2 separate regions of the Homo sapiens genome follow, and region 1 is linked to region 2. A link is an interaction called in ENCODE POLR2A ChIA-PET data of the cell type or tissue named here. Cell type or tissue: HCT116. All regions are shown on one strand. Links, peaks and the distances in the headings refer to the core of each region. The heading gives the core; the rest is flanking DNA.

Evidence for each region. Peaks named below come from ENCODE experiments on the same cell type or tissue, not always from the same donor. Only the 100,000 strongest peaks of a DNase experiment are listed, where the experiment ranks them.
Region 1: POLR2A ChIA-PET joins it to region 2 with 5 read pairs; 6 of 35 experiments call an interaction of 5 or more read pairs at or near these places.

What each region holds. Positions count from the first base shown.
Region 1 is chr10:75,490,071-75,505,972 of GRCh38, forward strand. All of the region lies in intron 2 of LRMDA (leucine rich melanocyte differentiation associated), which reads left to right. Among named protein-coding and RNA genes, the nearest start is that of MIR606, 54 kb to the right of the region's middle. In HCT116, for the core only: no CTCF peak of the experiment used is centred there; DNase peaks (open chromatin) are centred at 8,079 and 8,501; H3K4me3 peaks cover 993 bases.
Region 2 is chr10:75,432,587-75,444,509 of GRCh38, forward strand. It overlaps LRMDA (leucine rich melanocyte differentiation associated), which reads left to right. Exons shown (of 7, transcript NM_001305581.2): 2 at 5,808-5,908. Among named protein-coding and RNA genes, the nearest start is that of LRMDA, 6.9 kb to the left of the region's middle. In HCT116, for the core only: no CTCF peak of the experiment used is centred there; no DNase peak of the experiment used is centred there.

The DNA.
Region 1 (15,902 bases), core at 7,514-10,013, 62 kb after region 2:
ACAATAATCCTATGTGTAAGGCACTGTTTATTATCTTTCCTACTCTCTAAATGGAAGACATAGAGGCTCCGAGATGTTATGTAACTTGCCCAAGGAGCTGGAATGTGAGCCAGTCGTCTGGTTTCAAAGTCTACTCCTATCAACCTTTCTGAACACATATAATTAACTAAATAGAGGTGTTCCCTGATGGGCACTTAATAAAAATTAGTGATGATGAGAAGTATTTTGGCCAAGAATATGTATGTGCATATATGACATGTACACATACACACACACACACACACACACACACACACACACACACAGAGTCAACTTCTGATTTTCTGCTTTGGGGCTAACCCTCTAATTGTGAATTCTAGAATGTCAGCTTCTTTTTCACTCAGCGTGTTTTCACCCTTGCCTAGCTGTTGGGGTCAAGGAATAGAAACTCATTTAACCTAATTCTAAGCAGAATATCTTTAGGAAGATTGTAATAATCACACAGTCATAGAATATTAGAATTGAACAAACATATGGAGACATGAAAGTCAACCATTTCATTTTAGAGAGGAGACTCAGGCCCTCCAGAGAGGCATTGATTATCCCAAGGCCTCTAGTTGATTAGTTCAGGGATTGCAACTAGATTTTGGGATATCTGCCTGCTGATCCAATGTTTTTCCATCTATGTGACCCTACCACTCAATGGCCTAGACTCTGAAACCAAGAAGAAATTGTGTTTTGTCTGTTTTGAATTATGGGTATCACTAATACGCCTCTGCTGATGTGGCTAATGTGTTGTTGACTGTTATGCTGTTTTTAGGTTCTTGTGGGTTTAGGTCACACTGGCAATGGAATCAACCTCTCCTCTCCCATCTGATTCCTTGTATCAGGAGTACAATAATAATTTTTTCCCCTAACACAGAGAATATTTTTTGTGGGTCTAGTGGACGAAGATAGTTAAGGAATTAAATTGACCACCACTCCCACATACCCCATACCATCAGGAAGGAAGGAGAGGCAGCATTATTAATGGAAATGCATTTTCTTTGAAGCTTGAATTTATTTTTTAAAAGAATATTCTTTCCTGACTTGGAAGAATTATTATTTGGTTGTAGGCATTTTATTATGTAGCTTCGTGTCATTATTGCATTGAGTGTGTTGCTATAGCTCCCACCAACTGTTTTAAGATGTTTTGAGACTGTGCTTTATATTATAAGGAAAGTATTTGTCACTCGGACTCTCAGAATTGAATTTGCCTGAATTAATTATGATTTGCACTCCATCCCCCTGGGCGGTATTGTGGGGGAGAGGTAATCCTTTCTGATGTCGTATAGAAAATCAATTCTGGCCTGCGGCACTGGCTAGTTGCTTGAGTGGGGGAACTTGTCACCCACTGTATGGTCTTTATTTCCCATTTTTCTTGGCCCTTTGTTATGTATTACTTTCTCTGGGCTGGTTTAAGAAGCCGCCAGGGCCAGGGAGCAGTGCTTGGAGTGATGGACAAGGATACTCTCCCATAAAGAAAATCACAAGGGCCCCAAGTTGGGTAATAAAAGGCCTTGTCAGTGGCTTTTCTTGTGTAGTCAGCATTGTTTATAGAGTGTTTTCCACTGAGAAACATAGACACTTTCTCTTTCGCCTAGGGGATAAGACAAGTTGAATGGCACTTGGTCAGATGTAGGGATTTGGTCTTGACTGGTTTGAGAATGTGCTGTCTTCTCCTCTGTCTTCTCTGAGGCCTCCCTTTGTTCCTTGGAATATGTTCCTCTTTCTTAATTTCAAGATGGGAAACTCCTTCATCTTATAAAACTCCGTGAGCAAATGTAAGAGGCAAAACAATTGATAAATATTTGTAACAACTATGACAAGCATAGGGTTGATATCCTTACTATATAAACAGCTGTTACAAAAAATAACCACCATGGAAAGGGCTATGGTCAAGTTTTAAATGCCTTGGGAACAGTGCCCTCAAGATAAAGCTGAGCAAAATAGCAGGACACAGAACTGAGCAGATGTAGATGTTAATGTAGATACACTCAGAGAAAGGGCTGAAATGTCCCCTTTTTCTTACATCCGTCAGGAGAGCCTACGAGTAATTTCTGCCTTGGCATGTGACCATGGTGCCTTGGCTTTGCCATTCCAGCCAACTGACCCTTTTGCTGAAAGTTTAATAGGGGATGAATTCACATGTGAATTCATAATCCCCTTATCTGTGCTAAGAGCATTCTGTAATGAGCCTGCAACAGAAAGAATCTTACATCTTGCGGTTTTGCTCTGACCCCACCTCTTGGCCTCCTTCCTAACCTCTCTATACCTCCTGGTTTGACGCTTTAGGTATCTGCCCCTTGTGGAGTCATTGCCTGCCTGCAGTATGTTAAATGAAGTTTTAAATAAATTGATTCACATTTCCTGCTAGTCGTCACATTGAGGCATTTAAGGAAGTATGGCATATGTGAGTGGGGAATATATTTTTGCTTATGAGAAGAGGAAAGAAAGACTTGTTCTCCTCTAGAATTTATTAATTTTGAGCCTTATTCTCTTTTATGTAGTGTGACTTTGACTATAAATCCACAAGCAAAGTCACAGTCAAACCACAGTTTAAGTTTTGAAGATTTATTGTTAAAATTTGCTCTCCCCCTAATGCTTTTATTATTTTCTCTTCTGTTCCCTGCCCATGGTGTGGGTTACAGTTAATGTTATCTACATATGTCTATAAATACCAAAAATATTTTTGATACAATGTGCATTTAATCAACTTTTTGTTACTGTTATACCATTTGTGTGGAGGAAAATTGTTTCTGTCTTAATGTTCTATTGAAGTGCCTTTGGAGTGATGATATCATAATCACTTTAATACATTTAAAAGCTTCAAGGCTTAGCATTTATTGAACAAAGCTCATTGAAGGAATATAACGGATGTCTTGAGGCTTTCCGCTGCTGTAAAAGGGACAGTATTGTTCATGGCCTCGGTAAAAGAAAATCTGAATTTTTATTTTACTTTGCACTGCATTGCAATTATATTTTAAAAGCTCTTCAAGCACAACTAACAAAGGGGCTGTTTTTATGAATTGTTATATTTGCATATCTCGGGGCTGACTGCTGTGAGTTTAAGATTAATAATGGACAGCAATTTAAAACTTTATCACCAAAATCCAACCTCGAGATCCTAAAATATGGCTTTCCCTTCCTGGATATCCTTGGAGAACAAGTTTTCCTAGGTTGGGAAGTGAGCGGAATTCTTACAAGTTTTGGCTCTTTGGGATCTCCGTGAAGAGAGAGCCATAGAGGGTTGAGATTGGGTGTGTGTGTGTGTGTGTGTGTGTGTGTGTGTGTGTGTGTGAAGTCCATGAAATCAGAGTGGGAAAATGGCATATGGGAAGCCGAGGGAGCCCCCACAGTCCTTGTGGGTTGAAGGTATGTTCTCTCAATCCCTGGACTGACACACAGGATGGGCCACCACGCTCTGAAGCTACCCTTCTGAAGAGTGCTAGGGAGAAGCTGTGACTGTTGGAGGTGTAATGGAAGATACCCCGTCATTCTCTTGGTTGAGATGGTTAAGTCACATCCTTAAAATTTGGCACCTCCTGGAACACTGGCCTCATCTTCCCTGCTGTTGGGTAACTGCTGACTGTGGCCTTGGAATTACATGTGTGGTGAGACATCCCCATGGGTGCAGGCTTGGTCTTGGAAATTATTTCAAGGAAGCTTTCTTTATCCCACTCAGTCATAACTCCGGGGAGAAGAGTGCCTGGAAAGACTAGTCACAGTTTCCTATTTCTTATTCCCCATCATCTAATTAGGTAGCTCCTGGTCTTGACTCTCCGTGACTGACTTGTCTGAAATTTACGTGTGTGTGTGTGTGTGTGTGTAAATTATTATTATTTTTTAGAGACAGGGTCTCACTGTATTGCCCAGGCTGGTCTCAAACTCCTGGGCTCAAGTGATCCTCCCACCTTGGCCTCCTGAAGTGTTGGGATTACAGGCGTCAGCCACCACGCCCAGCCAAATTTACTTGTTTAAAGCATCAATTCTCTCTCTAAATTTTCCTTAAGTGAAAATAGGCATTGTAAAGTTCATATGCTATGAAGTGGGGCTGCTGAGGCCTAATTAATGATGAATCCATGTTTCTTTCCGCCTAATGCTCTGAACAGGTGAATTTGCTTGAAATGATGGCTTTGATTTAGTAGCCTGAAAATAGTGGTCTTTTACTTCTTGTCTTTAGAGATATGGTGGCTGTTACCTTTGGTAATCAATCCTTTCTAATCTGGGTAGTTGGGGCTAGTTAGAGACCAGAGCTGTGATTAGGGTGTGGTGGTTTCCACTAGCGGTTGTTGAAACAACTTCCTAAAGAGATGTTATTTATGTATTCACCCATCCACTTCTCTGTATCAGTTAGAATTAGGTTCAATTGCATAGGATAGATAACTCCAGTTACCAGCCGCTAAAACAAGGTTTATGTTTGTTCCTTTTTTTTTTTTTTTTTTTTTTGTTGCCCAGGCTGGAGTACAGTGGTGTGATCTCACTCACTGCAAACTCCGCCTCCTGGGTTCAAGAGATTCTCATGCCTCAGCCTCTGGAGTAGATGGGATTACAGGTGTGTGTCACCACACCGGGCTAATTTTTGTATTTTTAGTAGAGATGGGGTTTCGCCATGTTGGCCAGGCTGGTCTTGAACTTCTGGCCTCAAGTGATCCACCCACCTTGGCCTCCCAGAGTGCTAGGATTACAGGCGTGAGCCACCGTGCCTGGCCTGTTTGTTTCTTTCTCATGTAAAAGAGGCCTAGAGGCTGACAGCCTAGGGCTGATAGGCTCCTTCCAGCTTTCTACTCTGCTGTCTCTAGGGTATGGGATCTTGAACTAATCATGGTCCAGGATGGCAACTAGAAGTCCAGCCATCATGTCCACATTCCAGGCTGGCAGCAGGAAGAAAGGCAGAAAGAAGGACATTTGCTCTTGCCTTTTAAGGAGTCTTTTTAGAAATCTTATGTAGCCGTCCAGATGTAAGGCCACACCTAGCTGCAAAGGAGGCAGAGAATTGCAGTCTTTTACCTGGGTGGCAATGTGCCCTGCTAAAATTTGAGGTTCTTTTCCTGAGGGAGAAGGGGAGAATGGATATTGGGGTAGGCCACCTGTAGATTCTGCCTATCAATTCATTCATCTATTGTATCCTGTCTCTCTCTTTCTGTCTCCTTCTCCCTCTCTCCCTCCCTCCCTTCTGTTTTCCAAGCTGTAGTTGAAATGCCCCTCCCTAGTTCTATATATTTCTCAGACAGGCCTTTTATGGTTTTTTTTTTCTTCCCCTTTCAAGGTTTCCCTTGATGTTTGTTTTAACCTGCTTTTATCGATATTAAGATGGTGGGCATGGAGGGGACCATTTTTTGAGTGCCAAGTCTTCATTTCTCCTCTGCATAACATTTTCATGCAGCTAAAACATCAAGGCCTGCCGTACAGAGGAAAAAGTGACCAAACAGCTGGGAATGGTTCTTGGAAGCCTCTGAGCTTTTTGCCCTTCATTGGATCATGACTGTCACTTATCTCTAGAAACTTCCCTCCCCTTCTTGCCTGCGGGCAGCTGGGCCAAAGGGCAACCCCTTTGAGATCCAGAGTCCTGCCACTTATGGGGATGAATACACTTTACCTCATAGAAGTCCCTGGAATCCAAAAGTCAAGGCCAGTGTCATGCATCCACCCTCCTGTGAACAGACTAACTTTAAAGAATTCTCAGATAGAAGATGAAGGCAATGCCTCGGGGTGGCTGGATTTTTATAGTTCCAGCTGTTGCAAACCCAGGTGGTGCTGCTTGTGGTGGTCCCCAAGCTCTAGGAAAGACAGGCCCTTCCACTGAGCAAAAAGGTGCTTTGAGGCAGGATGATGTTGCAGATGACATTGCTGTGTCCCTTCTTACAAGTCAGCCCATCTGCTCTCTGTCCTTTGGCAGCAGTGGAGTTTTCCAAATCAGGAATTGGGACGTGTAATCTGATGAGTTGTGCTACCTCTGAAGACAAAGGGTAGTCTGAGCAGATAATGTTTGCATTCTGGAATGTTTGTACCTCTGGGTCATTTTGAGCACTTTTACAGTTAGTGAGACAATATTTGAAATCCAGGAGTTTTAAACAGAGATCTAGGAACTATGATTGTGGTACATGAAATTTTTGCTTAAAGAGGCTTTGAAGAGATTGGACTTTGGAGGTCTAGAGACCTGGGTTCAAATCCTCTTGCTAGATGACTTTTGGGGGATAATTTATTTGAGGCTCAGTGGTTTTTTAAAAAATCTATAAAACAGAGCTAGTGAGATATAATTCAATGGAGAATGAAATTAAATGAGAACACATGTAAAGTGCTTAGCACATAGTAGGTCCTCAACAAAAGTTAATTTCTCTTGTAAGCAATCACTATGCTAAGTGCTTAGTAAATGTTTCGTTTGTTTTATGTTCAAAAACTTGAAAACTTGAGCAATAGTCTATATCTTAATTTTGTTTTATTTTACATTTAATAACCCTCATCTTTTTGTGCATGGCTAGAGATGTTTTTCAGGAACACAGGATTATTTTTCAAGCAGCCCCCTTTTCCCTTTATGTGAGATGGGTATACCATGAGAAGGCGCTTTTACAACTAGAAACACAGGTGGTTTCTAAATTGGAAGCATGAACTGACCTAGCATACTTTCGGAAGTGCAGTTGAAGAGGACTTCAAGCTGTACTTTGAGCCTTTCTGGGCCATAGATCTCTGAGAATCTTAACAGAGCTATGGACCCACTTCTCAGAAAAATGCACGTATGTTTATACATAAGGTGTATGCACATATGTATATACATGAGGGGTCTATACACATATGTGTATACATGAGGGGTATATACACATATGTGTATATATGACCTGTGGACCCCACCCCCTGCCCTCTCCCCTCAGGAATCCTAGATTAAGAACTCCTGGCCTAGCTTTTTTTTTTTCTTTTCTTTAAAGGGATTTAGAGATTGACAGAGAATGAAGAAAAGGGAATGAAAGACATATGCATGGGTGGGGAAGGGTGACTGGGAGAGTTGGCCACACCCAGAACAAAGCAGGTGGTTGAGATAGTGATGAGATGATAAAATCATGCTACATGTCAGGGTGGCATTCACAGCTCCATGGTTTCCAAGATGTCAAGAATAGAAAGATCCAGTTTTTTTTTAACTCTAATATTTTTAATGAAAAATTTCTATCATACAGAAAAGTTTGAAGGATTGTATAGTGGACACATGGATATGCCCACTATTGAGATTCTTCCATTGACATTTGTTCTGCTTGCTTTATTTCACCTCTAGCCATCCATCAATCCATCTTGCTTTTTTCACGCATTTCATAGTAAGTTACAGACATCAGTATCCCTCACCCTGAACACTCAGCATGCCTATCATTTTCTAGAGTTCGATATTTTTTTTTTTTGAGAAATGCATGAACCCTAAATGTACCATTCTGTGAGTTTTGATAAATACACGCACCTGTGTAATCCAAACCCTATCAAAGTGTAGATCCTGATTTCAACCTAGAAAGTTGTCTTATGTCCCTTCCTAGCTAATTCCTGCTCCCTCCCCTCCATAGGCAATTGCTCTTTTTTTTTTTCTTTTCCACCATGGCTTAATTTTGCCTGTTTTACGACTTCACACAATTAAGATCATATAGTATATATTTTTGTGTACGTGAGGCTTCTTTCATCAGCACAGTGCATTTGAAATTTATTCCTGTTGTATGTACCAGTAGTTTGGTTCTTCTTGTTGTTGAATCCTGTTGAATGTCACTTAAGCTGTTTCCAGATTTTAGGTATTAAGCTGCTGTGAACACATATACAAGCCTTTGTTTGTATATATATATTTTCACTTCTCTTGAGCAAATACATGAGAGTGGAACTACTGGGTCCTAGGGGAGATGCACGTTTAGTTTTAATAAGAATTTTCCAGTTTTCCCCAAAGCGGCTGTTTCCTTTTCACTTCCACCAACAAAGTATTGAAGTTCTGGTTGCTCCGTGTCCTCACCAACATTTGGTGTTGTCAGTCTTTTTCATTGTAGGCATTCTGTTGGGTGTATGATGACGTCTCGTTGTGGTTTTAATTTGCCTGTGGTGCTCCAATATGACATTTTCCTTGGTCCCTAAGTCCCCTTTGATCTCAGAGGCATTATCTCTGTACTTAGGGAATGTGTGGGAATAGCTAGTCAAAATCTTATGGGGCTATAAAACTTTCTGCAGCTTTTTTTTCCCCCTTTTAAGTTCTGTATGGCAGGAAAATGCTTGAGAGTGTCCGTGTCCATATAGATACCCACAGTCACTTGTGATATTGTGGCTGCAGGAAGGGTGCTCCACGGACTAGGCAAGGATAGCTGTATTCTGGGAGCTGGGAGCTCCACCTCCCAGATGGAGCGACGTGTGTGTGTGCACGAGTGTTTGCGTGTGCATGCGTGCGTGTGTGTGCATCAAGTCCCTTGACATTTAAGGAGTTTGGTGAGTCAGCAGCTGGAACCTTGCATCCAGCCCTGTGTCACAACATTATCAGAGACTTGGGGAAACTGGATGGAGTTCAGAGAGGAGCGGCTAGTATGATTAAAGGGCTTGGAAGGATTAAGGGATTGATTTATGAGGAAAGATGAAAGGAATTTAATGTGTGCTGCTTGACTAAGTGGGTACACCATAATAGCCTGCAAATATCTGAAGGGTATAAACACTGGAGAGGGAGAGGAATTAGCACAGGGTGAGGAAACTGATCCAGGAATAATGGGGGAATATAAAGGGGAGGGGAGGATGGGGTGAGTTGGCAAAGTATTAGCAGGGGTTTGGCCTTCCACGAATCCTCTCCGTCTCAGAAGCCTAAAGGGGGAGTGAGTTGGTTTTGGGAGGATGAACTGGAGGAGACGCTGTGGGTGGAGAAAAAGCAGGTGGAAAGAGGGTATGTGTTTGAGTGCCTACTGTGTGCAGGACCAGGTGAGAAGGTGCTGATCTGGATGCACAGGCTGGGAACCTGGAGGCAGGAGGGAAGGGCGGTGGTGGAGAATGAGGTGATGGAGACAGCCTGGAGCCTGGAATCTAGACACCCTCTGAAATTCCTCCTCCTCCTGGTCGTTTTTCCAGATTGATGAAAGAGGTGCTGACGCTTCTGTGTTGCATCCCAGCTTGCTTGAGATGTGCAGTTTCTAACTCAAAAGTCTTCTAGCTTTCCAGTTATTTTCCTGTCCCTGCTTCCTAAAATACAGCTATCCTTGCCTAGTCCGTGGAATTCATCTCTCCCTGCCTGTGTATCTTTTCCAGGTTTGTGGGTCTGTGATTGGGGAACAATATGTGGACTAGTGAAGAGAGGATGGGAAGTGAAGCCAAGCTGCCTGGAGTGAGGGTCTGGCTTCGTACTCCCCAGCGGGATGAGCAGGCCCAGGTGCTTACTCTCTGGGCCTTGACTGTCTTTTCTGAAAAATGGAGATGATAATAGCACTTTACTTCACAGAACTGTCCTGAAGTTTACATGAAGTAAGGGGTGTGCAGTGCTTAGCATAGTGCCTGGCAAAAAGCAAATGCTCAATAACTGCTGGCTACTGTGGTTATAATTAAAGCCACAATCGGGGCTATGATTCTCCCAGTACCAAAACTTGGGCTGGGAGTTGGCCTGAGCAGTGCCTTCGGTGTGTAGACAGCCTCCTCTGACACAGTGTGTGGGGAGGTGCTCACAATAGCATTGGGGTGGTCATAGGAGGGGTTGTTTTCATCTCAGTAGGAGGCAGTGATGGGTAACACTGCTTTCTCCCCTAAGGTACCAAGGTGTCTAGAGCCAAGGTCTGGAGACCAGATCCCCAGGTTTGGCTGGAAGAAGAAACTTGGTTCCTTCCCCTTCTGAGCTCCGGCCTGATTCAATGAAAAGATAGTTGAGCTGAGAGCCAGGAAACCTAGATTAACTTCTGTTTTCCAACACCTCATTTCCTCATCGGTTGAGAAAAGGGAGGAGGGGTTTAAATCAGTGTTTTCTACACTTTTTTTTCCTGCTAAGCAATAGAGCCCTTTAGTTGAGTGATGTGTTATGTGGAACCCTAATATGTCAAATAGCCCCACACTGAGCTGCTTCTGACTGAGGTAGGGGGCTGGAGACCATCCTGATTGAACCCCTGTTGCTCCTTACAGGAGTCTTCCAGTGACACCCAGACCTTTCTGAAACACTGCTAATACACATGCACACACACACAACTGAGCCCTTCTAATGGTAACTCTTTTTCTGATGACCACTAAGATAAATTGTGGGCCTACCTTCGCTAAGTGCTTTGCATCTGTCAGATAATAATATTCTCAGAATTTTATCATAGGGTGAAGAATATTATTATCTCTGCTCTACAGAAGAAACTGAGGCTGAGGAGTCAAGCAAGGGTCTCATAGCTGAGAAGTGACAGATGATCTCTTAAGAATTCTTTCAGCTCTGAAATAGTCAAATTCAGTTTCTACAACAGGTATTCAAGTGATATAGTAGATATGCAGTAAATACTTAGTAATCTGAGTATATTAGTCCGTTTTCACACTGCTACAAAAAAAGATGCTACCTGAGACTGGGTAATTTATAAAGGAAAGGGGTTTGATTGACTTATAGTTCTGCATGGCTAGGGAGGCCTCAGGAAACTTACAATCATGGCAGAAGGGGAAGCAGGCACGTTTTACATGGTGGCAGGAGGGAGAGAGTGTACGAAGGGGGAAGAGCCCTATATAAAACTGTCAGATCTTGTGAGAACTCACTCACTATCATGAGAACAGCATGGGGGAAAGCCACCCCTATGATCCAATCACCTCCCACCAGGTCCCTCGCTCGATTACAGTTCGAGATGAGATTTGGTGGGGACACAGACCTAAAGCCTATCCAAATCTGTTTATTTGGATAGCAGGCTTCCCCAACTCCAGAATGGAATTCTGCAACCTGTTGTCAGTCTCCTGGACAGATTCTCAAGTCTCTTCTTTGCATGTTGTCTCTGCTTCAAGACACAGACTTTCCCATTGCAGGTGTCAGTCATTTATGACATCTCTGAAGGAATGCAAGTCTAGGCTTTAGCTACCACAAAGTGTGCCTTCTGGGATACTTCAGAGAATCAGGGTGTTGGGATACTGTTTTGTTTTAAAATGCCTTTTTTTTTCCCACCTATTACCCCAGTAGGAGTCAGTTTACTCTGTTTTAATCAATGATAATAGTCCTGAATATGTACAATTCTTTCTTTGGTATTTTTAATTGGTAGTTTCAGACAAGGGAGTAGATGACAACTTGTTCCATTAAAAGGAATTCATATTTATACTCTTATAAAATGTGTTCCCAGTTGCTCCCACACTTTCCTGGTGTGTGTTTAAATGATTCTTTTTCTTCTTACTGTTAACTGACCTAAGATGTCTGTAAAAGTATTGGATTCCTTGTGCATCCTGTCTATTGAAAGAGAGGCCAGAAGGAGCAAGAAAGGCAGGTGGTGTGGGCCTGTTTATAGACGTGGAATGAGGTCATCTTGTGAATGTTTGCTGGTGGCTTTTCCATATTGAGGGCTTTCTATGGTGAAATTTTTATCCTAATTTTGATTCAATAACCCAATGGAGAGAATATAAACCAAATATTAACTATAACCAGAGTCCAGAATAATCAAGAGGGTATATCTGCACTACAAATATACATAACCGAAATAGGTCTCAGACCAGATGCTAATGACATTTGAATTATTCTTTTAGTCAGGGAAGATATTGCTATTTAAAACTGCTCCCAGGTCTTAGTGACTTAACGTGATCCAAGTCTATTTATTGCTTTCTTTATTTTTTCTTTTAGAGATAGAGTCTCACTATGTTGCCCAAGCTGGTCTTGAACTCCTGGCCTCAAGTGATCCTCCCACCTCAGTCTCCCAAAGTGCTGGGGTTACAGACATGAGCCACTGTACCCAGCCTGTTTGTGCTGTCTTAAATGAAAGTAGAGTGTGTGTGAAGTGCAGGGAGGTCAGGAGGGGAACTGTGTGTCCTGCCATCATTCAGGGGCCCAGGCTGTGTTCCTCTTGTGGCTCTGCTCTCCCCTCTTTCTTTGGAGCTGTCTCAGTTCTGGTGAGTGGGGAAAGAGATCATGGAGAAGGCATGCCACTCTTAACTGTCTTAGCCCAAAAGTCACACACCTCATTTTCTTTCACATTTCATTGGTAAGCCTGTTCCTGAAAGGAGGCTGGGAAATTAAGTCCAACTGCGTGCCCAGGAAGCTGAGGAGGACAGCAGCAGCACAGGGGTGAGCCCTGTGGCTTCTGCAACACTGACTGTTGTTCATGATCTATTTCACCATTTCCCTGTTGTTGGGCACAGTTTGGGAGAGGATTATTGTTGACCCAACCAGTCCAGAGAACAAGTTATATACCTTTTTGCCTTTTAGATTTTTTTTTTTTATTGATCTCTGAGTTGAATTAATGGGGCCAATCCTAAGGGCCTCTGTTTACTCTTATACAGAGAAGAGGAACAGCCCTAGCTAAATCACCAGTGTTTCTTTGGGAAGAATCTGGTACAATAAATGTCTTCGGGAATGACTCGTGTCAGGTTCACCTCTAGCTGATCCTGGCCTCAGGGCCTGGTTGGCCCTTGAACTCAGGCAGGTGCAAGTATGGGCTTAAGTTTACTCTTGCTGTTTCTTCCAAAGGGTTCAGAGGCCTCCTGAGGCACTAGTGGGTACACACTTCTTTCTCTTTATTTTATATTTGTTTATTTTTAACTTTTATTTTAGGTTTGGGGTACACGTGCAGGTTTGTTATATAGGTAAACCTCCATGTCATGGAAGTTTTGCAGGCACACTTCTCCTCCTTCTTGCCCTGACTGGTGCTGTTCTTCCCTGTCCAGTCCTGCAGTCCCCAGGTAGAGGCAACCTTTTCTTCTCTTTCCTGTGTGGCCTGAAAACCCCCTGCACAGCCCACACCACCCTGTGACCCACAGCAACACCTATTTGTATCATTTGCTTCCCTTCTCACACTGAACCTGAGACTCAAAACACTGAAGCACCTGTGGTAGGGTGAGATGGCAACAGGTGCATGAAGCCTTTTTAATGCTCACCATGTAAAAGTGCAAAAGCCAGGCAGGGACTGCATTCTCTAGGGAATGTCCATTTTGGACATGAGGCTGCCCACTGTTAGTTGATAGCCTGTTTTTTTTTTTTTTATTATTACAGGTACTGCAGTTGTGCTTGCCTTCTTTAAAAAATAAGTTTGCACATGAATGTGAAGCCAGCTGACTTTTAGGGAAATTTCATTGGCTTCTTCTAGAACACTGCATTATGCAGTTTGGGTGTTGTGGCTTCTCATGCTGGAGACTGTTGCTGCTGTATGTGTGTGCAGGGCAGGGGTGGTGGTGGATGTTTAAAGGAAAAATATGGGGATTCAAATGACATTAGGCCTGTGGACTCAGACATTTAGGGGGAACTTGGCCACAGCCCCCATGATTTAGTTTTCTTGCTTTATAATTGGTCATGAATCTGGTATGCCCTATTTTCCATTAGGCTAATAAAATATTAGTGTTATAAACCATGACTATTGGTTTATAGAAGTTGCAATCCCTTTGTCACCCTCTGTTACCTTGGTTTAGAATCAGTTTGTTAGAGCATTAACCACCTTCTGGTTTGCATCAAGGTGGCTGTCTAATGGGTCATTAAGTACTAGTGATACTCAGTTCCTCTGGGATTTTTTTTGATATTACAGTAGTTATATTGGGAATAAAGTATATAAGAAACTACACTCGCACAGTAGGTTGTCTTTATGGGGGAAGAACCTGAGAGAGGGAGAACAGATGGGATATTTATTCCATATTCAGTTGTGAGAGTCTTGGCTTCATTTGGAAAGGTCAACAATCTGGAAGTGTAAGGGTATTTGATTAGCCACATACCAGATAATAAGGGGTATTAATGAAGCATAAGGAATTGAAGATATCAGGGCCATCCATTCATTCATTTGTGTGTTAGGTCATTTATTTATTAATCCCATTTTTTTTTTTTTTTTGAGACAGGGTCTCACTCTACCACTCAGGCTCTGGAGTGCAGTGGTACAATCACGGCTCACTGCAGCCTTGACCTTCCTGGGCTCAGGTGATCCTCCCACCTCAACCTCCTGAGTAGTGCCTGGGTAATGTTTGTATTATTTTTGTAGAGATGGAGTTTCACCATGTTGCCTAGGCTGGTCTCCAACTCCTGGGCGTAAGCAATCCACCTGCCTTGGCCTCCTGAAGTGCTGGGGTTATAGGCGTGAGCCACGGCACCCCATATTTGTTGAGTGCCTCTATGTGCCATGCATTATGCTGGGTGCTAGGGATTCAGGAGGGAGCTCAACACAAGAATGTCCCTACCCTTGCTGAGCTTTCAGTTGTGAGTGGGGTTTGGGGGGATGGGGCAGGGAGGAAGTGGCATGAATCAACTAAATGTAAAATCCACTTCATATTTTATTAGATTAATGGAAAAATAAGTCATATCAAAGGTTTGGCCAGTAACAAATGGAGATATTGTAAGACAGCCTCATAGGATAAATGCATGTAATAACGTCTGTAGTAATAGGGGGGAGTCATCTTCTCTAAGCAGGGTATTAGGTTAAGATCTGAAGGATAGGTAGGACTTATCTCAACAAGGAGGGGAGGAAAAAGCATTCTAGGCAGTGGTAACAGCATGTGCAAAGGCCTTGTGGGAGGAGAAAGCATTAGGAACTAGTAGAAGGTTGGTATGGAGTGTGGCATAAGAGGGGTAGGTAGGGATTACCACGCTGAGCCTTGTAAGGTGTGTATAAAGATTTTTACTGTTACCCTAAGAACAGTGGGAAACATTGGCAATTTAAATCAGGGGACTTTTATCAGATTTGTGTCTAGAAAAAAATCACTCTGGCTACAGAGTGGATAAATGGATTGGGGGAGGTCAGAGTAGGTGTAGGTAGATCATGTCATCCTTGGCTGTTGCAGTGAGATGGAGTACAGAGGGCAAGTTTGAGTGATTGATACAGATTAACATCAGAAGAACTAGGTGAGAGATAGGTTATGGGAAAGAGAGGAAGGAGTCCAGGATCACACCTGAGTGCCTGGCTTGGAAATGGGATGAATAAGGGTTGTTTTAGTTATGACACAGGTTTGGCTGTTAAAACAGGACTCAAGAGTAGCTAACAAGAGAGAAATGGATTGCTCTCATCTCAGTCCAAGTGTAAGCACTCCAGGGCTGATCTGGTGGTCTCATGGCATTGTACTTCTAGAATCCTTCTGTTTTATTGCTCTGCCATCTCTAGACCATTGTCCTTAGCATGGTTATAGCTGGCTCACTAGTATGTTCACATTCTAGATTTTTCCCTTCAAGGTCACCACCCAGAAGTTGCTTACATCCCAAGGGTCAGAACTGAGTCTCATGGCCACACATAGTTGTAGATAATCAGGGGACAGCCAGCAATCTCTACCACAGTGGCACAGTCACTAAACAGAAAACGTGGAACAGGACCAGTTGGCAGGAGAAGAGCAGGAGCAAGGGTTAGATGTTCATTTTGTGCTGTTTAGATCCTTACAGTCTCTCCTGCATCCCATCTCAGCTCCCTTGACTTCCCTCCATGAACCCTTTATTCTACCACTTCATGTACTTGCTGCACTCATGGACCCCCCATATTCTTCCTGCCTGGAATGCCCTTCTTTCATGTTTCCCTGACCAGCTGATTCCTACCCTTTGCTTAAAGCTGTCCCTGATCCCTCCACCCCTACTCCAGCTGCTCCTTTAGGTGAATTTTTAACACTTATTGCCCCTGTCACCACATGGTGTAATGACAGCAGTTCTCATGCTGATGGTGTGTCTCATGCTGAATTATTTAACTTTCCAAGTTACTATTGTGTGTCTCAGTTTCATTCAACACATGTTTATTAAGAGTCTACTATGGGCCATATTAACTCTCCTCCTCCATCCCTCTTGTAGTAGCACCTAAAAT
Region 2 (11,923 bases), core at 3,000-5,499:
ACTTCCCACCTTTCCCTGCACACCCTGGAGAAATAGTTCTGAGTTTTTGAAGCTCTCCTCTTGGATTGCCTAAGGCAGGTAGTGTCAGGCACAATTGGATTTTGAGATTACTTTGGGCTGAAGGGAATGATTCCTCCTTAGAGGAGATTCTAGGGGTTTTTACAGCTCCTACAGATGCAGTGAGGGCCAACTGTGCAGCCCATTAAACTAGCCGCTGCCTGTTTTCTTTTTTTCCAGAGTCCTGTCGTTTCATCAGGTACACATGTTTATTGAGTGCCTACTGTATGCCAGGCACCATGCCAGGTGTTGTTGGAAATTAGCCTTTCCTTTGTCTCTGTGCACCCCCCATTTAACAGTTTTGTTGCTCAGGAATGCTGGCTCTGTCCCTTGACCCACAGCCTGGGAGGAGAGAGCTGGAGAAAGACCAGAGTTCAGAAGTGAGTTAACAGCCTGCGGAGAGGCTAAAAATGACGGGTCTTGTTCAGCCATCGGGGAAAGGGGCTTTTTTTTTCTGGGAGTTAATTTACTGCCTGGAGGGAGGGGCTGGACAAGAGGGTCTTTTCCTTCTCTTGGAGTATCTACCTAAGAAGGAGGGTTCCCTGCCCCCCAGACCCTAGGTCTCTCTGCGTTTCAGATTTGGTGTTCTCCCGGTGTACCTTGCTACAAGTTCATGGGGCTGAGCACTTTCCTGTGCTTCCTTTCCCTTTGCTCTTCCTCCGTTTCCTAGATTCGATTTTTCCTGCAGCCCCTGTTCTTAGCCTACTCCAAACAGCCCAAGGGCATTCATGGAAGTGTGGGTGAGGCATTTTAGGCCCTTGGGGACTGTTTTATTAGACCGAGTTGCCTGGGGAGGAGCTAAGAAGGTAGGCTGGGAAAATGCCCCTGGAGTCTTAGTGCCCCATTTCCTAAACTGCCCAGGTTAGTGGATTTGAGTGTCTGGCCCCGGAGGTGGTTTTTTTGTTTGTTTGTTTGTTTGTTTGTTTTTTCTACATTCTGCTCCCAGCGATTTCTAATGGCGGCCGCTTTAAGAGGTAGCACCTTGGATGTGGGTAGCATGGAACAGTACTTGTCAGACTTTAGTAGATCCTTCTTAAAGGGAGGAAAATAAAACCCGCAAAACTTCCCATGAGCCCATAGTGTGAATATAGTTTTTATTACAATGTTACTCAAATATAAAAACATGAAGCCAGAGACAACTTTCCCATATCCAGAGACCTATAAATCCCAAATAAAGGGATGGTTTAAGTGCAAAGAAAAAAAAACCCTATGCAATTAAACAATTTAATGAGATGAATGCTGCGTGGCTTGAAGTTAGGTCACTGCTTTTAATGCCACTATGGGTTGACTGCTGTGGAGCTGGTTTTTAGGAGCTCCACAGGCCTATGATGCCACATGCCTGGGGATGTTGCAGTCTTCCTATTGCTTTTCTCTGCAAAAGGCTTTTCATTTGCCATGGGTCTGACTTCATTTGGCTTCTCTTGGCTTGAATGCATCATTTATGTTCAGCATTAAGTCATTTCTCTTTCCTCTAGCTTATGACAACGTAATACGATCGTAGACACAAATACAAACTTGGAATTTGGGCACTGAAATCTTGCGCCCAAGAGATATTGGAATAATGAATCCCTTCTGTGGGGAGAGTGGTCTGATTCAACAGCTGTTTAACAGAGTGGCCACTGGGTGCCAAGGACAGTGTTGTGCACTTTTAATATGTTAGCTCATCGCATTCCTGTAAGTACAATAGGGACGATAATATGCATGGGGCTGTTTCATGAGGATTGAATAGATAACAAGCACATGATAGGCATTTAATAAATGTTGGTTTTTACATTATTCTTAACACCTTTGGAGGAGTTAGTGTTAGCCCAGTTGCAGAAGAGGAAACAGACTCGAAGATGGTGACTCATCCGCGACAACACAGCTAGCAGTGGCAGTACCGGGAATCAGATTTGTACCTATGGTTGTTTCTACTCCGACAGCTTCCAGTACCACACATACACTTATTTATTTATGAATGAATGATAAGGTCTTGCTCTGTTGCCCAGGCTGACATGCAGTAGCGCAATCATAGCTCACTGCAGCCTTGAACTCCTGAGCTCAGGCAGTCTTCCTGCCTCAGCCTCCTGAGTAGCTGGGAATACAGGTGTGCACCACTGTGCCCAGCTCAGTATTACAAATTTAAAATCGAGGATCTCCCACCCCTGGCTAGGGGTAGGCATCAAAAAATAATCTCCTCAACATCTGACTGTTGACAAACTCATCATCTCCAGAAATGCCCTGGGAGCCAGAGAGTCCCAACGCAAAGTGAAACCTGCAGTCTTCTGCAGTTTGGTTATTTTCTGCAGCTTCGGCTTGGAGGGATTGGGTGTGTACATAGGTGGGGACCCCTTCCAGACACTCTCCTTTCCCTTTCTAGTTTCTTCTCCGTAGGGGTCTTTAACTTGTTATATTTTCATTTGCCTGGTAATGGTGTCCCTTCCTGTTATTCCACACAGGGTGGAGGTCTTAGGGTACAAATTATAGAAAATAGAGAAATTATAAGTTTGAATCTTTGTTCCTCAATGCAGTCTAAGTCAAGGTAATTGACTAAATGCAATGGTGTTCTGGATATGCTCTTGCTTCTGTGCCATTTAAGATCTATTAATCTCTGTATCCCGTCTCCCTTTTGCTGAAGAAGCAAACTATTTTTGGTTTGGCTCTTCTGGCCTTGAATCTTACATTAGGTGGTCCTGTGCTCTAAGAAGCTTCCTGACATCCTGAGAGGTAATGTCTTCCCTCAGAAGCACTTCTTAAGTCTTTTTTCTAGTTTCAAGCATTGCTTGCAATGTCTGGCAGTGGCTGCTTGCTGCTTTTAAGCCTTTTCCAGCTGATTTGAGCCCTTCAGCCTGGTCGGCTTAACTCACATCTCTAAAAGCTTCTACTTTACCACAGGAGTTATCTAAGCATGCAGATTACTTATCGAGTTGGTTCTCATGCTAAACTTTTGAGACTTGGTCTTCACATTTGAGAACAGTGAGAACAACTTGTATTTTTCTTAGTCTTCCTGGGATGTTGTATAGTTAAGACCATGTACTGAAACAGGCTGCTGACAGTCTCATCAGATGTTGTGAGTGATCCAAATGCTTTATGATAGCTCTCCTTGGTGCTCCTGTTTCCTTTGAATGGAATTCCTACAGAAGAAAAAGGGAAGCAAATATCCCTCTCTTTTCCCAGGCTCTAACACTCTTCTTGGGTCCTCAGTGTAGCACCGTGGGAGAAGTTCTTGCCCTTTCAGCTCAGAAGACTCATTTTGAAGCCAAAACATGATGATAGATGCACCACTGGCATTTGCTGATCAAGAAAACTCATGTCTGCCTGGTATGGTGGCTTGTATCTGCAATTCCAGCTATTTTAGGAGGCTGAGGCGAGGGGATTGTTTGAGTTCAGAGTTTGAGATCAGCCTGAGCAACACAGTGAAACCCCATCTCTTTAAAAAAAAAAAAAAAAAAGAGAGAGAGAAATCTCACACCCACACATGGATTTGTAAGCACTCCATGGCCCCCAAGTTGGAAGTCCTTATTTATGGCATAGGACTTGATCTGGGCTCTATCACTAAGAAGCTGTATTGTGCTGGGCAGGGCTCTGGAGTCTTAGTTTCCTTGTATAAAACATCAGAAGTTTTGACAAACTGGGTGTCTATTAGATTTAGTCCTTGGCCATTCTAAGAGGAAAGAGCCCAGTTTCTGCATCTAAAACTCAACGTCTCTGCTATATATATCACAGAGGTCTTGACTGATAATATGTGCAAGACAGTAGTGCAGGCTGGGGTGAATGGGATGGATTTTCTGGTGAGCGCCATGGACCTGGGGTTCATTGTGAACGTACAATACAGAAGAAGCTGCTGAATTTTTTTTTTTTTTTGAGACAAGTCTGGCTCTGTCGCCCAGGCTGGAGTGCAGTGGTGCAATCTCGGCTCACTGCAAGCTCCGCCTCCAGGGTTCACACCATTCTCCTACCCTAGCCTCCTGAGTAGCTGGGACTACAGGCACTCCCCACCATGCCCGGCTAATATTTTTTGTATTTTTAGTAGAGATGGGGTTTCACCATGTTAGTCAGGATGGTGTCGATCCCCTGACCTCATGATCCTCCCACCTCGGCTTCCCAAAGTGCTGGGACTACAGGCATGAGCCACCGCGCCTGGCCAAGAAGCTGCTGACTGAGCAGAGATCCTGAGGGAAATCGAAGTCCCCAGATAGAATAGGGCCTTATAGCCACAGTCTCTCTTTGGCATATGATTTCTGTCTCAGCTTGGAAGCAGAACTTAATTTATTACACAAGGAACTGTGAAGAAAGATGGACCCCAGGTAGAAAGAGGAGAGATTGCTAGATTGAACTTAGAGTCCTTTATTTTTTAGCCTATATCTTCTTGAGTCAAAATTACTTTATTGGAGTCAGCTATTTTTCTATCCTTTCTCCTTATTTTCTCTCCTCCTAGAATGAAGTTACTGAAGGAGAGTGGATATAGGATATTGCATTGTCAGCAGTTTGTCCTCATTGGATAGGAGAAGGTTGAGAGATGACTGGAGATGTTGAGGGTGTCAGGGTTCAGTGCAGCTTGTATTAGGTTGCACCATGTAAAAGAGCTATTTTGTGGTTCTAAAATGGTTGGATATTGGTAGTTCACATAGTTGAACCTAATATCTGAGGATGTAAGATGGCCACCATAGTCTTGTTTCCCATGAGGAAACACCCTCCTGGGGAGTCTCTCTCTCTCTCATTCTAAGAGATCTTTGTCTATATGTGTGGAAGAATGTGATTTGTAGGGAAACCAGAAGAAGGTTATAGCCGTGTCTTGGGCTTGAATTTCAAGCTGGGGGTTGAGCATGTTGTATTTTAGGGAAACAGCATGCATTGTGGCCCACTGGTCAACTCGGCCTCATGGGTTTATTTTATGGTTTGAGGATTAGTTGCCAATCTGCCCACAGAGTGCTGTCTGTAAAAATGGGTTCCAAAAACTGGGTGATTAGGGTAGTGAGAAAGTCCACTGACCTTCTCACAGGTTCTGGAATCAGTTCAGATTCAGTTCAGTTCAGCTTTTTAATATTTGGGCACATACAGGTACTTAATAATAAATAATCTGTAATAAATAGAAGAATGCCCAAAGAAACAGCTTTGTGCACAGAGTGGGATTGACTGCCAAAGGGCCTCTGGAGGAGGGACATTCAGGAGCCCCGGACACACATTGTTGCCCTGTTGCCTTCAAATCAGCTTTGTTTGGGTGTGGAGGGCATTTTGTACACAGTGGCAACTGGATGGGATTTGTGGTCTGGGGAGGTTTTCTTTTCCAACCCTATTTGTTCCAGCACCCTGAAGGTTGGATGCTGGTAAGTGCATCTGCTGTGTCTTTTATGAGGTAATGTGCATACCAGGGTACTGGAGGGCAGTGGAGGAGAGGGAGAAGAAGGGGCAGAGGAGCAACTGTTGCAAAAGCCCCTGAGTGAGAGGGCGATTGTTGCGGTTATATCAATGTGCCCTGATATTCAGGTTTCTTTTGGACACCTGAATCTGGCCAATTTTAGTCCAATTTCCATTGTCCTGGGATTAGTCTTCATCATGTTAACTGCACCAGGAAAGGGGAGCTGTTGGTGGAGTCCTTGGAGCCCCCAAAGCTGATTTGATCAGGGAAACAGTCACAAGTGTGGCCTTTTTGTGTGTGAGAAACATGTGTTTCAAGTTGCAGAAGCAATCATTGGATCAGTAATTTCAGGGTTGGGAGCAGCTGGGTGATTTCCATTTGCCACATTGTTTCTGTTCCATTTAATTTCCAGGTGTCCTACATAGGCCAGGACTGCAGAGAAATTCCAGAGCACCTTGGCAGGGACTGTGGACATTTCGCAAAGAGGCTTGATCTGAGCTTTAACCTTCTGAGGTATGTAACCTTCACAAGATGTAGGCCAGGCCTGGGAGGCCCAGTCCTCCTGGGTACTTTAGGGCCAAGCAGATAAAAGTCAAATGTTCCAACTCCACATGGGTTGTCCTTTTATTCAGCAGAAGGCTCTGAGATGCGTGGAATCACACCCCAAAGGTTTCACTGTGTCCGGTGATTCCTTGGCTGCCTTTTTTTGTGCTGCTGAAGAGGCAGGCAGCATATTGAGCCTCATCCATTTCACACGAGTTCCTATGAGAGAGCCGTCATATTTTCACTGTGTTCTTTTCATTTCTCACGGATACCTGTGCAGACAGGTCAGAATACTCTTGGGGAAGGAATGAGATGAAGCCTGCAAGAGTGTTTTGGGGTGTCTAGGTGTGCTTTCTTAGGATAAACACATGTCCCAAAACATTCGTCGAGTCACAGGTAGGGTGTGTGTATGTGTGTGTTCTCTTTCTTTTGTCTTTTTATGAATGGGAGCTTTAAATATTTGTGATGATAATTTCTCCCGGATGGTGTTTCAAAGCAATTTAAATACTGCTGGTGTGGAGTGGGTGGGAGGAAAACTCTCTGACAACTGTTCCAGTCTTGGCAAAGGTAAGTGTGATCTTGTATATTATTCCAGTGGAGAATACAGGCAGTTATTTCCTTTCTCCCTAAAAGGTTATGCCTTGCGCCTGGTTTGGGGGCTTGGAGGAAAGAAGTAAGAGGTACTTGGAAAGCAGGTGTCAGTGGGATAAGAGCAGGGGTCAGGCAGGACGATTGCTTTTCCTCCTAACAAGCTGGTGCCACCCAGGGCTTTTTCCTCCATGCCCTCCTTGAGAGCTGTGCTGCCCTCTGAGTGGGACAGACTGTCCTGGGGTCAAAGGAGAGATAAGAACCTGAATTCCATTCCAGGGCCCAAGCACTTTCCTGCTTCTAGGCCTTGGAGTCTTCATTTCCCACAGCTGAGTCAGGATACTTGGGAATTAGGAATTTGTAATTGGAAAATGGAACACAACTCTGGAAAATGAACACAACTCAGGGTAATAAGGCACGAGAGGTGGAAGAGGATTTGTTTGAGGTCAGCCAGCGGAACTCCTTGGATGCTGCTCGGGAGCACATGGCCACACAGAGCTGTGTTGTTTCCAGGAAAGGGGCACCCTGAGGGTTGTAGTGGATGGAGAGTGGCCGCTGTCTGTGTATTCTTCCTTACTCCCAAAGGGTTTGTGTGCATCTGGGGAGAGGTGGAAACTGACAAGTTGTAAAGTAGTACACAGGGATGAGAGGAAGCCAAATAAATACATGCTGACTCTAGAGAAATGAAGGATGTGTTTTTTGTTCCAGTACCTAAGGAGAGGACCGAGTGCGTGGCCTTGAGTGCTCCAGCTTCCCAGAGCAGACTTAGGCAAAAGGCTTCCTTTCCTGGGCATGGAAGGAGTTCCTCCTGTGTGACCAGCCCCCAGGGGCTCAGGGCACTGGAGCTTGGGTTGTGGTTGCCCTGAGTAGTTAGTGGGAGCCGGATGTGGATTTGAGGAGGCTGGACCCCGTGAGGGAGCATCAGTGCATGTGGATCATGGGACTGGGCTATTGGGTTTGAGGAAACACAGCCATCTTTGTGATGTCCAGGGGCCCTGCCTTTCTTTGGGAGAGGAGGTACTGGACCTTGGGAGGTGTGTATGTGTGGCAAGAAGGGGCTGTTGGCTCTGAGGGGCTGGATCTATATGGATTTATTGTAGGAAATGACACATACTAGATGCAGGAAAATTTCGTAAGGGGGTGGCTGAAAAGTGGATTCAGAGGGAGAGCACTGAAGATTTGTATTTTCCTTTGTTGAGAGGAGAGACATTTCTGTAGTGTTGAGTTTGAGTTGGTTTCACATCTGGTCAGGAGCCTGTTCTTGTCCGTGTTGTGGTCAGTGTGTGAACTCCACACTGGACAGTAGCTGAGTTTGGGCAGGGATGAGGAGTGGAGGGGTGAGGTCTAAGGTTCAGAAAAAGTTTGTGTTTAAGAACTTGGTTACACTGGAGTCAGTTGCAGACCAGAATGGAGAAAAGCACTCCTGACTTGAGTTGGGTGTGCTTGGGACTGGATCACCTTTGACCTTCTTTATTTACCTAATTGGAGGGAAGAGCAGGGGAGGCAACACTATTTCTCTTGGGTGTTAGAAGAAGATTCGAGCTTATTTGGGCACTGGTCTCTATCTTTGCCTTCAGCTGAATCAACATCTAAGATGTTTTAGATGCTTAGCTAATTCCTCTTAAAAAAAGAATAAGCAGAGGCCGGACGTGGTGGCTCATAGCTGTAATCCCAGCAGTTTGGGAGGCCAAGGCGGGCAAATCACCTGAGGTCAGGAGTTCAAGACCAGCTTGGCCAACATGGTGAAATCCTGTCTCTACTAAAAATGCAAAAAATTAGCTAGGCATGGTGGTGGGTGCCTGTAATCCCAGCCACTTGGGAGGCTGAGGCAGGAGAATTGCTTGAACCTGGGAGGTAGAGGTTGCAGTGAGCTGAGATCGTGCCATTGTACTCCAGCCTGGGCAACAAGGGTGAAACTGTCTCAAAAAAGAAAGAAAGAAAGAGAAAAAAGAATAAACAGGAGAGGGGGAAAATAGGGAGAAGAGAAGAGACAGGAGATTCTAAACTTACCTTCCAAATGAGTGGGGATGGAGTGGATGACCCAAGCTCTCTAGGCTTCAGGGATCATGATATCCAAATGAAATATTGTAAATCCACATCCCATGTTCTATAGAAAGTTTCTACCTAGGCCCCTCTGCCCCTCACTATATCCGTGGGATTGCAGGGAGCATGTTTCCCAGTCAGGCTGCCCTGCACCCGGCACACCGCAGCTCCCTGACCATCTTTCGGCTCTGTTGTCTGCTATTCTTCCTCTTGAGCAGCCTGCCTGGCCCCACTCTGGACACACCCTTCATTTCTCCAAAGCCCAACACCATGTTATTATGTATTGACTTGTACTGCCAGCTGAAGGTGTAGTGAAGAGGGCTGGGTGGTAATTGTGGCACACAGCAGGAGATAAGGTTGAGATAGCACTGTTTCTGGAAATTTTTTGGGTTCTCCTTGCCACAGAGAATTTCTCCCTGGCAGTGCTTCTAATTAGGGTCAGGCCTCCTGCATGTGACTAATGCCTCTTTCTCCCAGGCCCTTTCTCTCTTTTCCATGCCACTTACCATCTTTCCAGAGCTATCCTCAGAAGCACAAAATTCTTCCTTTGTTATATATAAAAAAATTAACCCTTTCCTCTACTTTTAGAATATCTCTACAGGCTTTCTTTCTTTTTTTTTTTCCTCCAAAGAGTTATATCAGGATATTGCCTTAAACAGAGCAATACCTTGATAAATAAAAACTTTGCACTCCTCTAGGTTGCAAGATCAGCTGCAGTCCATTTGTGTTTTAGGGCAAAGTTTACTTTTAGGCAAGGAGTTCTGTTTATTCAGTTTTTATATAGCTAATACAGGCACATGGCACAACCTTTAGAAGGAGCAAATATGCAGTGAGAAGAAAGTCTCATTTACACCATGTCCTTTAGCCTCCCAGTTTCCCTTTGCACAGCTAAGTATTGTTACTCAGTTTTTGTGTCATCTTCCAGAGATATTCCATGCATATACTAACATATGATTTTTAAATTTTTTCCAACTTTATTGAGGCATAATTGACAGCTAAAAGTTGTATCTGTAGCATACAACATGATGTTCTGATACATGCATACATTGTGAGATGATTACTGAGCTGAAGCTAATTAACATATCCCTTACTTCACACAGTTCCCTTTTTTGTATGAAGAGAACATGAATGATCTATTGTCTTAGCAGATTTCAAGTATACAATACAGTAATATTAACTATAGCCACCATGCTGTACATTACATTATGTTTAAGTTCTTGATCTATTTTGAGTTGATTTTTGTATATGATCTGAGAAAAGGGATCAATTGTTTTGTATATGGTGTGAGATAAGAGATCAGTTTTTTCTTCCACATATGGATATCCAGTTTTTCTAACACCATTTATTGAAGAGACTGTTCTTTCCCCTTTGTGTGTTCTTGACACCTTTGTTGAAGGTCAATTGACTGTCAATGCAGATTTATTTCTGGGCTCTCTATTTTATTCCGTTGGTCTATATGTCTGTTTTTATGTCGGTATGTATTGTTTTGATAATTATAGCTTTGTAGTATGTTTTGAAGTCAGGTAGTGTGATGCCTCTAGCTTTGTTCTTTTTGCTCAAGATTGCTCTATTTGGAGTCTTTTGTGTCACATGAAATTTAGGATTTTTTTTTCTATTTCTGTGAAAAATGCCATTGGAATTTTGATAAGGAGTGCATTGAAACTGTTGATTGCTTTAGGTCATATGGGATATCTTCCTTTATGTGTGTATCCTTCAGTTTCTTTCATCAATGTTTTGTAGTTTTCATTGTACAGCTCTTTTACCTCTTTGGTTAAATTTATAGGAATAAATTTTATTCCTATAAAATATTTTATTTTTTCATGTTATTGTAAATGGGATTAAGTTTTTTGGATAATTCTTTGTTGGTGTATAGGGATGCAGCTGATTTTTGTGTGTTGATTTTGTATCCTGCAACTTTACTGAATTTGTTTATTCTAACAGTTTTTTGGTGTAGTCTTCATGGTTTTCTATGTATAAGATCATGTCATCTGCAAACAGAGACAATTTTACTTCCTCCTTTCCAATTTAAATGCCTCCTATTTCTTTTTTTGCCAAATTGCTCTGGCTAGGACTTCTATTACCATACTGAATGGAAATGGTGAGAGTGGGCATCCTTATTCCTGATCTTAGAGGAAAAGTTTTCAATTTGTTTCTGTTGAGTGTGATGTTAGCTGTGGGCTTGTCATATATGGCCTTTATTATGTTGAGGTAGATTCATTCTATACTTAATTTGTTGAGAGTTTTTATTATGAAAGGATGTTGAATTTTATCAAATGCTTTTTCTGTTAATATGGTATCCTTTATTCTGTTAATGTGGTATATATTATATATCAATAAATGTGGTATATCACATTTATTGATTGCGTATGTTAAACTATCCTTGCATTCCAGGGATAAATCCCACTTGATGATGGTGCATGATTCTTTTAATGTGCTGTTGAATTTGGTTTGCTGATTGTGTTGAGTATTTTTGCTTGTATGTTCATCAGGGATATTGGCTTGCAGTGTCCTTGTCTGGCTTTGGTATCAGGACAATGTTGGTCTTGTTAAGTACGTTTGAAAGTGTTCCCTACTCTCCAATTTTTTGTAAGTGTTTGAGAAGGATTGATGTTAATTCTTTAAATGTTTGATAAAATTCACTAGTGAAGCCATCAGGTCCTGGACTTTTCTTTGTTGGGAGATTTTTGATTATTTATTTAATCTCCCTATTATTGATCTGCTTGGGTGAATTTTTTTATGTGGCTGGATTTGTATTTACTGCTTGCCAAGATGTTAGTTAAAAGAAAGGCACCAGGTTTCAACCACTCATATAAGGAACATCCTTCTTTGTTGTCTTGTCATTCATTCTTATCCATCCACAATCATTGTTAATTTCATTCATAAAAGAGATAGTTCTGCTGATTCTACTATGGCCACCTGTTTATGCTGGAAAGGAGGGTAGTTATGAACTTATAAGTTCTGGACTTTTGTTTGAAGTTACTGTATGTATTTTTTTTCTTCTCATTATACGTCAGAGTCTTCTTTCCTGCATTAACTATGGCAAATCCACTTCTGTGTTAGTTGGATTGTCCAACAGTAAACTGGTGACCTCTCCATGTAGAAGGTCATGGATTTCAGGCTGTATTGTTTTTGTGACTCTTTTCTGGGGGAGAATTAAAGTTACTGGAGCCAGTGTGTACCCTGTCACGTTAGAAATTGGAAATGGAAGCAAGAAAACAGGCCCAAATGAAATTTCTGGCTCCCTTAAAAGGCTCACACGTTCCTCTTTTCTGCTTTTTCAGCCTGGATCTGATTCTTCCTGCTGTGATCAGCCAGGAACCAAGTCAGCCATAGTGACTGTGAACTGGATTGAGT